2 separate regions of the Homo sapiens genome follow, and region 1 is linked to region 2. The links are chromatin contacts, found by Hi-C or POLR2A ChIA-PET in ENCODE. All regions are on one chromosome and are shown on one strand. Each heading gives the region's core, a stretch centred on a gene start or an enhancer-like site at or near the end of the contact. The rest is flanking DNA. Distances are from core to core; before and after follow the strand shown.

What was found. A loop is a pair of places that touch in the nucleus more often than their neighbours do. ChIA-PET counts read pairs that join two places held with the same protein, here RNA polymerase II (POLR2A).
Region 1: a loop to region 2 is called in a map of CD8-positive, alpha-beta T cell, with 6 times the contacts of the local background. The contact joins the promoter of C17orf75 here to the promoter of NSRP1 in region 2. A Hi-C loop is called at or near these places in 1 of 168 maps with a recorded cell type or tissue (CD8-positive, alpha-beta T cell). POLR2A ChIA-PET finds 5 or more read pairs at or near these places in 1 of 52 experiments (activated CD4-positive, alpha-beta T cell).

What each region holds. Positions count from the first base shown.
Region 1 is chr17:32,338,435-32,343,962 of GRCh38, forward strand. C17orf75 (chromosome 17 open reading frame 75) reads right to left here and starts at 3,739. Exons shown (of 10, transcript NM_022344.4): 1 at 3,566-3,739; 2 at 2,770-2,850; 3 at 1,379-1,504. The coding sequence starts at 3,705. It also overlaps the pseudogene OOSP1P2. RefSeq lists silencers at 2,769-2,951, 3,446-3,525 and an enhancer at 3,420-4,306.
Region 2 is chr17:30,115,062-30,120,145 of GRCh38, forward strand. NSRP1 (nuclear speckle splicing regulatory protein 1) reads left to right here and starts at 1,755. Exons shown (of 7, transcript NM_032141.4): 1 at 1,755-1,802; 2 at 3,019-3,112. The coding sequence starts at 1,783. MIR423 (microRNA 423) reads left to right here and starts at 2,018; the gene lies at 2,018-2,111. MIR3184 (microRNA 3184) reads right to left here and starts at 2,099; the gene lies at 2,025-2,099. RefSeq lists enhancers at 1,266-2,465, 1,498-1,617, 1,638-1,737, 1,768-1,867 and silencers at 1,580-2,181, 2,118-2,187.

The sequences.
Region 1 (5,528 bases), core at 2,489-4,988, 2.2 Mb after region 2:
TCTTGATCTGGCAACACCATTAAACTGCCCACTAACTCAGAGCTTCCCAGACTTCTCGTTGGTGTACTTGCAGCAGCAAAGAAAAATGAATGTATACCCTGGAGGGCTTTAGTTAAAGCAGCCACTAACATACATGAAATTTCTTTGAATTCTCCTGTCTTATGTGAAAAATTCACACAAATTTCACTCTAGTTCATACCCATGTTTATATTAAAAAAAAGTATGTTCTCCCCTCTCCCAAAGCTTCACAAATTGATGTTTAAGGCAGATGTGCCTGAAGGTGGCCTTATCCTTGGGAAGTGGCCTCAAACTCCTGAGGACCTGTATGCTAACTTCACGGTCTGAGTTGAACTAGAATAAAGAGGTGTAATGGAGGCCGGGCACAGTGGCTCACACCTGTAATCCCAGCACTTTGGGAGGCCAAGGCGGGTGAATCACCTGAGGTCAGGAGTTCGAGACCAGCCTGGCCAACATGGTGAAACCCCATCTCTACTAAAAATACAAAAATTAGCCGGGTATGGTGGTGCATGCCTGTAATCCCAGCTATTCGGGAGGCTGAGGCAGGAGAATTGCTTGAACCAGGGAGGCGGAGGTTGCAGTAAGCCAAGATCATGCTACTGTACTCCAGTCTGGGCAACAGAGTGAGACTCTGTCTTAAAAAAAACAAAACAAAACAAAAAAGGAGAGGTGTAATGGAAAGACAGTTGGAATTGGACTAAGAATGCTCATGTTTAAGCCTGAACTCCATCAATTTGACCAGCCTCATGACTTAAGTTTACATAAACTCTGAGTTTATTTCCTCATCTGAAAATGAAAATAAGAGAGTATCTGCTATATTTCCCCTTTGTAAGGAAAACTACATAAAAGTTTGTGAAAATACAAACTGTATACAAATTTAGTTTTAATAATCAACACTTTTCTTCTTCTAAGTACAAAACTTATTAGCCTGGGCAACATGGTAGGACCCCATTTCTAAAAAAAAAAAAAAAAAAAAATTAAAAAAATTGCTGGGCATCGTAGTGCCTGCCTGCAGTCCCAGCTACTTGGGAGGCTGAGGTGAGAGGATTGATTAAGCCCAGGAGGTCAAGGCTGCAGTGAGCTGTAATCGGGCCGCTGCACTCCAGCCTGGGCAACAAAGCAAGACCCTGTCTCAAAAAAAAATAAACTAATTAAATAAAGTGCAATTGGGTGCCAGGGTCTCTGCCATTCAATTAATTCCATTCCACAAATGTTTATGTGTGAGGCCCAGTGCTCGGGCTGCCAGAGAATAAAGACAAATTCTGCAGGTCTAGTAGGAGCTGATCTTTTGGAGTTTCTCATCACTTCTCATATTTAGTTCAGAAATAAAAACTCAGGACACAGCACATTTTGCACTTACTTTAGCTCCACAGATGCAACATTACCCAGCCCTTCAAAGACTGCACCTCTTGAAAGACGCTTAGCAATGAAACTGCGCAGCTCTGGCTCCACTTCGGATGGTAGATTAGTATCTGCCAAGGAGAGGCTTGACAAATGAAAGACACACATTCTTTACCAGTGGACTAGGGTATTCACACCCATTAAGTCAGACAGAATGGTACCAACGCCAGGGGCTCTTTTAAGGACTGGGGAAAGCTGTCCTTATGACCCCTATTGGTGAGGCTTCTAGGAATGTATGTCACTAAGTATGATCTACCTCATCAAATAGCTTAAAATATTCCTATCTTTCCAGCTCATTCTCTCCAGTACTGTGACTCCACTGGAACCCCCAATCCACTGACCCTACCTCTTTTTCAGTCTCTCAAGTTTCTCATCTCACTTCCCTCCTTATTCTGCCTTAATTCCATGGTCAGTCATTATAATCACACCCCTGCACACATTCTTATCTTTTTTATCTTTCAACTTTATTGAGGTATAATTGATGATTTAAAAATTTCAGGGCTGGGGCCGGGAGCAGTGGCTCACGCCTGTAATCTCAGCACTTTGGGAGGCCGAGGCAGGTGGACCACAAGGTCAAGAGATAGAGATCATCCTGGCTAACACAGTGAAACCCCGTCTCTACTAAAAAAAAATACAAAAAAATTAGCCGGGCGTGGTGGTGGGTGCCTGTAGTCCTAGCTACTCGGGAGGCTGAGGCAGGAGAATGGCGTGAACCCGGGAGGCAGAGCTTGCAGTGAGCTGAGATCGCACCACTGCACTCCAGACTGGGCAACAGAGGGAGACTCTGTCTCAAAAAAAAAAAAAAATTTTTCAGGGCTGGGCAAGGTGGCTCATGCCTGTAATCCCAACACTTTGCGAGGCAGAAGTGGGCGGATCACTTGAGTCCAGGAGTTCAAGACCAGCCTGGGCAACATGGTGAAACCCCATCTCTACCAGAAATACAAAAATTAGCCAGGCGTGGTGGTCAGTAGTCCCAGCTACTGGGGAGGCTGAGGTGAGAGGATCACCTGAGGCCGGGGAGGTTGACGCTGCAGCGAGCCAAAGTCATGCCACTGCACTCCAGCCTGGGCAGCAGAGCAAGACCCTGTCTCAATTTAAAAGGAAAAAGAAAAAAAAAGGATTTCTTTTTGGCTAATCACCAAGCACACTATCAGTATGTGGATTTGTTTGCCCCAGCCTTGAATGAACCAGCCAATGAGGAAATCAGGATGAGGTTCCTAGGGGATAGGAGGAATTGACGGTTTGACTCAGGGAAAGCTCAGTGGAAATAGAGTATCCACTGACATGTACAGGCCAGAGATGCAGGGAAGATGAAAGCACATGCATGAATTATGCTGAAGCTCTTTTTACCTGAAATCATCACCAGAGGGAGTTTCTGCATTTGTGCCACTTGGGCTTCCGTCCTCACTGTCCCCTCGTTGCTGTGCCAATCTACAAGCCACAAAACCAATAGTGCTATCAATTATGGGCTCTAAACCAAGAGGAGTATGGGGGCCTGGCAAGCAGGGTAAGGCAAGGAGTCAACTAAAAATGCTGCAAGGTGGAAGTGCACTGCCTATCCTCATGACAAGGAAAACCCATACAGCAGTGCTGACAAGAGCCCCTTCTCTCTCCAGGCCACTTAACGGGTGGAGGAAAGGCTAAATACCCAGAAGGTTCAAGGAAACTCCTTTAAAAACCAAACTTGACAAGGCCAAGAAGGTTCCAGGAAAGTCAGAAGGAGGAAAAAGAGGAATCAAGAACAGAGGAAAACCAGAGGGTGGGGATGGGGGTGTGTGTGACAGAAATGGGAGAAGTGGGGAGATAATGACAGAAAGGAGAGGGGACGGGAACTGAAATTATTGAGCATGCGGGGCACTGCGCTAAACAAAGGGCAGCCGCGAGAGTAAGAGGCTGGGATGATATAGGGGCAGATGAAGGGCACAGGCATGGTTGGGCCAGGCATACAAGTCCACGACGGGGGCCAGGAAGAGCAGCGGGAGGCGAGGAGCGCCCTTCAGGCCAGAGACCTTGGCTGGGAGAGGAGAAGATGGCTTTTAGGAGCGGCCGGGCCGCTGGGCCGGGGGTGGGGTGCAAGGCCGGGCGGCGGGCCGGGGGCGGGGCCGCAGGGGCGGGCGGGCTGGCAGGCCGAGCTGGGCGCCAGCACCTGCTTCCGCGATAGCTGTAAAGACAGTAGTGGCTGCTGGACGGCGGCTCGAGTCTCCGCTCCTCGGCTGAGCCTCCCTCTTCGCTGCTCTCTAGTTCCTTTTCATCTCCATCCATCGACTCCTGCAAAGAGGGGAGCATTGCGGCGGCCTCTGAGCGGCCCTGTGTCTCCGCCAAACCGCTCCCCTGCTCCCGTGCAGCCGTCGGTATCAGGGCTCGTCCGGCTCCCGGCCCTCGCACACCTGCGTTCCGCTGGTTTCCCCGGGTTCGCAGGCAAGGACTGGCCTGGAAAGGGAGTCTCTTCTCCCCACAGGGGCTGACAGGCGTACTGAGTTCGCCTTTACTGACAAGCTTTTACCATTTATTTTGAACTTATTTTCCTTTGAGACATCTGGGAAACTTTCTATGTGATAAAGGTGGCACAACTACCTAGCCACATGGAAAAGAATAAGGCTACTCGTCTGCCTCCTTGCGCGCGTGCCAGCACGCACAGACACCCGTTTGATCAAAAAGTTAAGAATTTAAAATGAATTTTGTTAAAGTGAAAATATGGGATAATTTTGTTAATTCTTGAAGAGGGTCTTTCCAAACATAACAAAACACTTAGAAGTCATACAGGAAAACGTTTAAAAAAATGACTACGTAAAAACTAAAAGGCCGGGCACGGTGGCTCACGCCTGTAATTCCAGTGCTTTGGGAGACCGACGCAGGCGGATCACTTGAGGTCAGAAGTTCAAGACCAGCCTGGGCAACATGGTGAAACTGTGTCTCTACTAAAAGTACAAAAAAATTAGCCACGTGTGGTGGTTCACGCCTGTAATGCCAGCTACCCTTCCAGTCTCTGCCCATTACCCAGTTCTAACACCAATTCACATTTTCAGGTGTTTGTTTCTGCAACACCCCATTCTCTGGTACCAGTTTTCTGTCTCAGTCCATTTTATGATGCTATAAAAGGATACCAAAGACTGGGCAATTTATAATTAGCTCTTAAAGGCCCCACTTCTTAATAGTCTTACAATGGCAATTACATTTCAACATGAATTTGGGAGTGGACAAACACTCAAACCATAGCGCCACGTGAAGGAGGAGGCAGACTGGAGTGATGTATCTACAAACCAAGGAATGTCAAGGATTGATGGTCATCACCAGAAGCTAGGAGAGGACATGGAACAGATTCTCCCCTAGAGGCTTCAAGAGAGTATGTCCCCACCAGCACCTCCATGTCAACTTCCAGCCTCCAGAACTGTGAAATAATACATTTCCATTGTTTTAAGCCACCGTGTGTGTGTGCATGCGTGTGTTTTGTGTTTTTTTTTTTTATTTTTAGTAGTGCAAACTTTATTCATAAATAAAACTTCATAAAGTTAAAAGCAGGGGCAGTTCCTATTTTTAAAAAGGAATAGTGGAAGGCAACCTGCCATTTCATTTAAAATTACAAGTTAGGTTTTTCAGATGGATAACAGTTGAGATCGTTAAATCCCCTTCCTGCTTCTCAGATTTTCACAAAATAGCACATTAAATCCTCAGTCCTAAGCAATTATGGCAGAGATTCCAAATTGCCTCTCCATATCAAAGTGGATAGCACAGTTTCTTCTCTTGCAATAAAGGTACTCATTTGATGAACAAGTGAGTATAGCAGTCAGATTCTTAAAAGATTGTATTGCAGAAGTTACTGCCATGTCTTCATTCGCAATGGGTATCCTCACCTCTATCTCCCATTCAGTAACATTGTCAGTTTCCTTATCTCTCATTTCAACTACATTTAAAAGAGGATTCTGATTGCGGACAACACATGACAGAGGCATTTCAGATCGGCAGTAGTCTCTTGAGATATACTTGATTTTAGTTTTAAGCAGAAGAACTTCCTGGAGAGGTTGAGTTACCACAGTCATGAGGATGGTAGAAAAACTCATAGTAGATATTTGGCAAAACTAGGTTACAAGGCAGCCATCTCCTAGAAACAC
Region 2 (5,084 bases), core at 505-3,004:
ATGTTGTGCATGCTGGCCTCAACCTCCCAAAGTGTTGGGACTACAGGCCTGAGCCACCCCACCCAGCCTGCAATCATAGTCACTTTAATGAAAATGTTTTAAGCATCCAAATTAAATGGAAGAGACTGTCAGACTGGATAAAAAAGCAAGACCCAACTATTTTCTGTCAACAAGTGATCCAATTTGAATGTAAATACACAAATAGATTAAAATGGGTTGAAAAAGATACACTATGCTAGCATTAATCAAAAGAAAGCTAGTTATATTGATAGCAGACCAAGCAGACAAAGAAGAATAAAGGAATAAAGAGGGCCACTTCTTAATGCTATAGAGGTTAGTAGAGGTTAATGCAAGAGAACGTAACAATCCTAAATGTTTACATACCTAATTTCAAAATACACGACACAAACTGATAGAATTGAAAGGAGAAGCAAATTCGCAATTATAGTTGGAGATTTCAACATCCTTATCTCAGTAATTGATCTCTTTGGCTGCTCTGAGACTAGCTGGGAATGAACCAAGAGTGAATGAGTGCACAGATGTGGGCAGAGTTTTCAAAAAGGTATCATATATGGGCCAGGCACGGTGGCTCACGCCTGTAATCCCAGCACTTTGGGAGGCTGAGGCGGGTGGGTCACATGAGGTCAGGAGTTTGAGACCAGCCTGGCCAACATGGTGAAACCCCGCCTCTACTAAAAAAATACAAAAATTAGCCAGGCATGGTGGCGGACGCCTGTAATCTCAGCTACTCAGGAGGCTGAGGCAGGAGAATCGCCTGAACCTGGGAGGCGGAGGTTGCAGTGAGCCAAGATTATGCCACTGCACTCCAGCCTGGGCGACAAGAGCGAGACTACGTCTCAAAAAAAAAAAAAAAAAAAAAAAAGTATCATATATGATCCTGATTCCTATACCCAATGGCCCGTGAACAGTATTATTAATAATTTTGGTCCTTGGGCCGGGCGCGGTGGCTCATGCCTGTAATCCCAGCAATTTGGGAGGCCGAGTCGGGCGGATCACCCGAGGTCGGGAGTTCGAGACCAGCCTGACCAACATGGAGAAACCCCGTCTCTACTAAAAATACAAACTTAGCCGGGCGTGGTGGCACATGCCTGTAATCCCAGCTACTCGGGAGGCTGAGGCAGGAGAATCGCTTGAACCCGGGAGGCGGAGGTTGAGGTAACCGAGTTCGCGCCTTTGCACTCTAGCCTGGGCAACAAGAGCGAAACTCCGTCTCAAAAAAAAAATTTTTTTTTTAATAATAATTTTGGTCCTATGTAAGGTATTATTAATACACAGATTTTCATTTTTCGCCTAATTATCCTGAACCAGTTAAAGTGAACACTTGGAAGGGGGTAGGGGGAATATCGATAGCCATGGCAGTGGTTTTCAAACTTTATCAGAATTACCCGCTGGTTAAAATTCAGATAACTCGCTTCACTCCAAAGTTTCTGATTCTGCAGGTTTGGGGTAGGGCCCGAGAATTTGTCATTTTAACAGTATCTCCGGTGTTGCTGATGCCGCTGGTCCCAGAACCACACACTGCGAACAACTGGCCTAGAACGTTGTCATTCCTTTCTCCTACAGATTTTGAGGCAGCCGGTGGGCTCCGAAACAAAACAGAGGTCACTGGATCCGATTCCCAGTACCATAGAAGTGACTCAAACCAGCGATTCAACCGACAAGCAGGATCCGGGCCACCCAAAGCCGCGCGAGAGTTTACGTGACGACATCGGCGTCAGCGTCACGGAGGCGTCGGCCACGTTCAGCGGACACGGGAGCAAGATGGCGATTCCGGGCAGGCAGTGAGTGATCCGGGAGTTAGGGTCAGGCTGGGGGATGAGAAACTACGGCGACTGTATCTTTGGCCGAGGAGTTTTAAATGCGCTGGAAGTGAAGGGACTGTGTCGTCAAGGGTAGAGACGGGAAAAAACGAGAAGTCCTGAGGAACATAGATTCCCCTCCCCCGTACATTTTCCCGGATGGAAGCCCGAAGTTTGAGGGAGAAACTTGTGAGGAAATAAAGGAAGTTAGGCTGAGGGGCAGAGAGCGAGACTTTTCTATTTTCCAAAAGCTCGGTCTGAGGCCCCTCAGTCTTGCTTCCTAACCCGCGCTTGAGTTTCTCCCCGCTTGGATGCTCTCAGGGGCAGTGTGAAGAGAGACAGTTCCTGGCTTCCTTAGAGGGCCTTGTTCTCCTTGGCAGAAGCTCAAGTCCTGATTCCCGCCCTTCCTTCTCGTTTTAGGAATATTGTTCTGAGAAGCCACAGAAAAAGGGTAGGCATATAGGAAATTGGGGTATACGTTGCCGCAAAAGAGACAAATACTGTACGTACTTGAAAGTTTTACCTTTGATGTGTAATCCTTACTTTTGATGCGGCCTCCCGTGATCTCCGCATCTTAAAGGCCAAAACGTGAGAAACTAAAGGAGTTGGATCTGATGGGATGGTTCTCTCAGATGCTCCGAGGCAAAGCACATGATCTTAATAAAGTGTAATGCGAACTTGCCCCATGGCTACTTGGGTTTCTCAGTTATCTTTTAAAAATTTTCGTGAGTTACACTATCCAGTCAGTTCTTAGAAACTGTGTAAGTACACAGTAGGAAAAAAAATCTAGCCATTTTCTTGACTGTTTAGACCACAAGGATAGTTGAAAGCATTTTAAAATCTTTAGTGGACATGAACTAAACTTTCCACTACACATGTTTTTTTTTTTTTTTTTTAAATGTTACTGTCACTTCGCCATCTTAAAACATTTCTGAACTTTTCATTTACTTCTCTTCTTTGATAAAAATGGTATTCGAGTTTGGCCCGTGTCCACAAATGATCACTTAGAGTAGTAATTATAGAATCTTACGGCATGTTAGAATTTTGAGATCACTGAGAAGCAAAAACAGTCTGTTACGTGTTCATAAAGCTTATGACATGTTTTGATTTGGTAGCTTCATGTGGAAGAGGTAGTAGATGTATTTGTTAACATTTAAACATAAAGGTTTAATTTCTATTTCAAAAAAAATATATGCAGGTATGGGCTTATTTTGCCAAAGAAAACACAGCAGTTGCACCCTGTTTTGCAAAAACCATCAGTGTTTGGGAATGATTCTGATGATGATGATGAGGTAAGGAAACCTATGTTTTACTCGTGCATGGTTGGAAATGTAAATTTTTTAAAAATTGAACTTGTGACTCTGATACCTTTGCCTTTGTTATTTGTCAGTACAGTGGAGTATAATTTACAGAATTGTCAAAAAGGAAGGTGTAAAGAAAGCAGCTCCACCGATTTTTTAAAGATTTTTTTCCCTCTAAAAGCTGCAAACTTTACCTTTAAACAAATACACGGTCTTTTCAGACTACTGAAATTGTCATAACAAAATTGTTGGTGTAAAGATCCCTAGGTATGAGTTATTAAGATGTCACCAATTTTCTACAAATTTTTATTAGCAAAGCAGTTTTTAATTTGTTAACCATGAGCTAAGATCACTATATAACAGTTCTTAACAACGCTACTTTTTTTTTAAATTCAGTGTCTGCCAAATGTAATTGCTCAGTTATAATCGTGGTAGTGAATAGTTACTCTTGATAGTACTACAGTAACATCTAATATCAACATTTTCTATTTTAGCAGCCAAAACTACTTCTGTGAAACCCACAGTTATATATCAGAAACAATCCCAAATGTGTGCTTTTCTTTTCTCTTTTTTTTTTTTTTTTTGAAACAGTGTCTTGCTCAGTTGCCCAGGCTGGAGTGCAATGCCGCGATCTCGGCTCACTGCAACCTCCGCCTCCTGGGTTCAAGCGATTCTCTTGCCTAATCTTCCTGAGTAGCTGGGATTACAGGCACCTGCCATCATGACCAGCTAATTTTTGTATTTTTGTAGAGACAGGGTCTCACCATGTTGGCCGGGCTAGTCTTGAACTCCTGACCTCAGGTGATCTGCCTGCCTCAGCTTCCCAAAGTGCTGGGATTACAGGCGTAAGCCACCGCACCCAGTAAATATGTGCTTTTCCAATACTCCCATCATGTTTTAATATTTTTTTTTCTTTTTTTTTTTGAGACAGAGTTTCGCTCTTGTTACCTAGGCTAGAGTGGGATGGTGCAGTCTTGGCTCACTGCAACCCCTGCCTCCCAGGTTCAAGTGATTCTCCTGCTTCAATCTCCTGAGTAGCTGGGGTTACAGGTGCCTGCCACCATGCCTGGCTAATTTTTATTTTTTTATTTTTTTGTATTTTTAGTATTTTTAATATTTTTTGTATTTAGTAGATTTTCCTGCCTCAGCCTCCTGAGTAGCTGGGATTACAGGTGCCCCACCACCACGCCCAGCTAATTTTTATATTTTTAGGAGAGACGGGGTTTCACCATGTTGGCCAGGCTGGTCTTGAACCTAACCTCAGGTGATCCACTTGCCTTGGCCTCCCAAAGTGTTGGGATTACAGGCATGAGTCACCATGCCCAGCCTCTTTTTTTTGAGATGGAGTCTCCCTCTTTCGCCCAGGCTGGAGTGCAGTGGTGCGATCTCAGCTCATTGCAACCTCCGCCTCCTGGGTTCAAGCGTTTCTCCTGCCTCAGCCTGCTGAGTAGCAGGGATTACAGGAACACACCACCACGCCTGGCTAATTCTTGTGTTTTTAGTAGAGGTGGGATTTCACCATGTTGATCAGGCTGGTCTCGAACTCCTGACCTCAGATGATCCACCCACCTTGGCCTCCCAAAGTGCTGGAATTACAGGCATGACCCACTGTGCCTGACCGGTTTTCAGTTTTTATTATATAATAGCATGGGTGGATAATTTAACATATTTGATATTTCTTTGCTACTTTTGAAGACATTGGCTCTTTATGGCTCACAGTTTTTAAAAATTGAGGTATAATTTACATATAAAATGCTCAGATTTTAAGTGTACAGCTTGATGATTTTTGACAAATGTATATGCCCCAATCAAGATTTAGAACATTTCCCTCTCTCCCAAAAGGCTTTCCATACCCTCCTGCAGTCAGTCTACCTCCCCACTTGCTACCCCAGACAAATGCTCATATTTCTATCACTAGATTAGTTTTGCCTGTTACAGAATTTCATATAAAAAAAATCATACA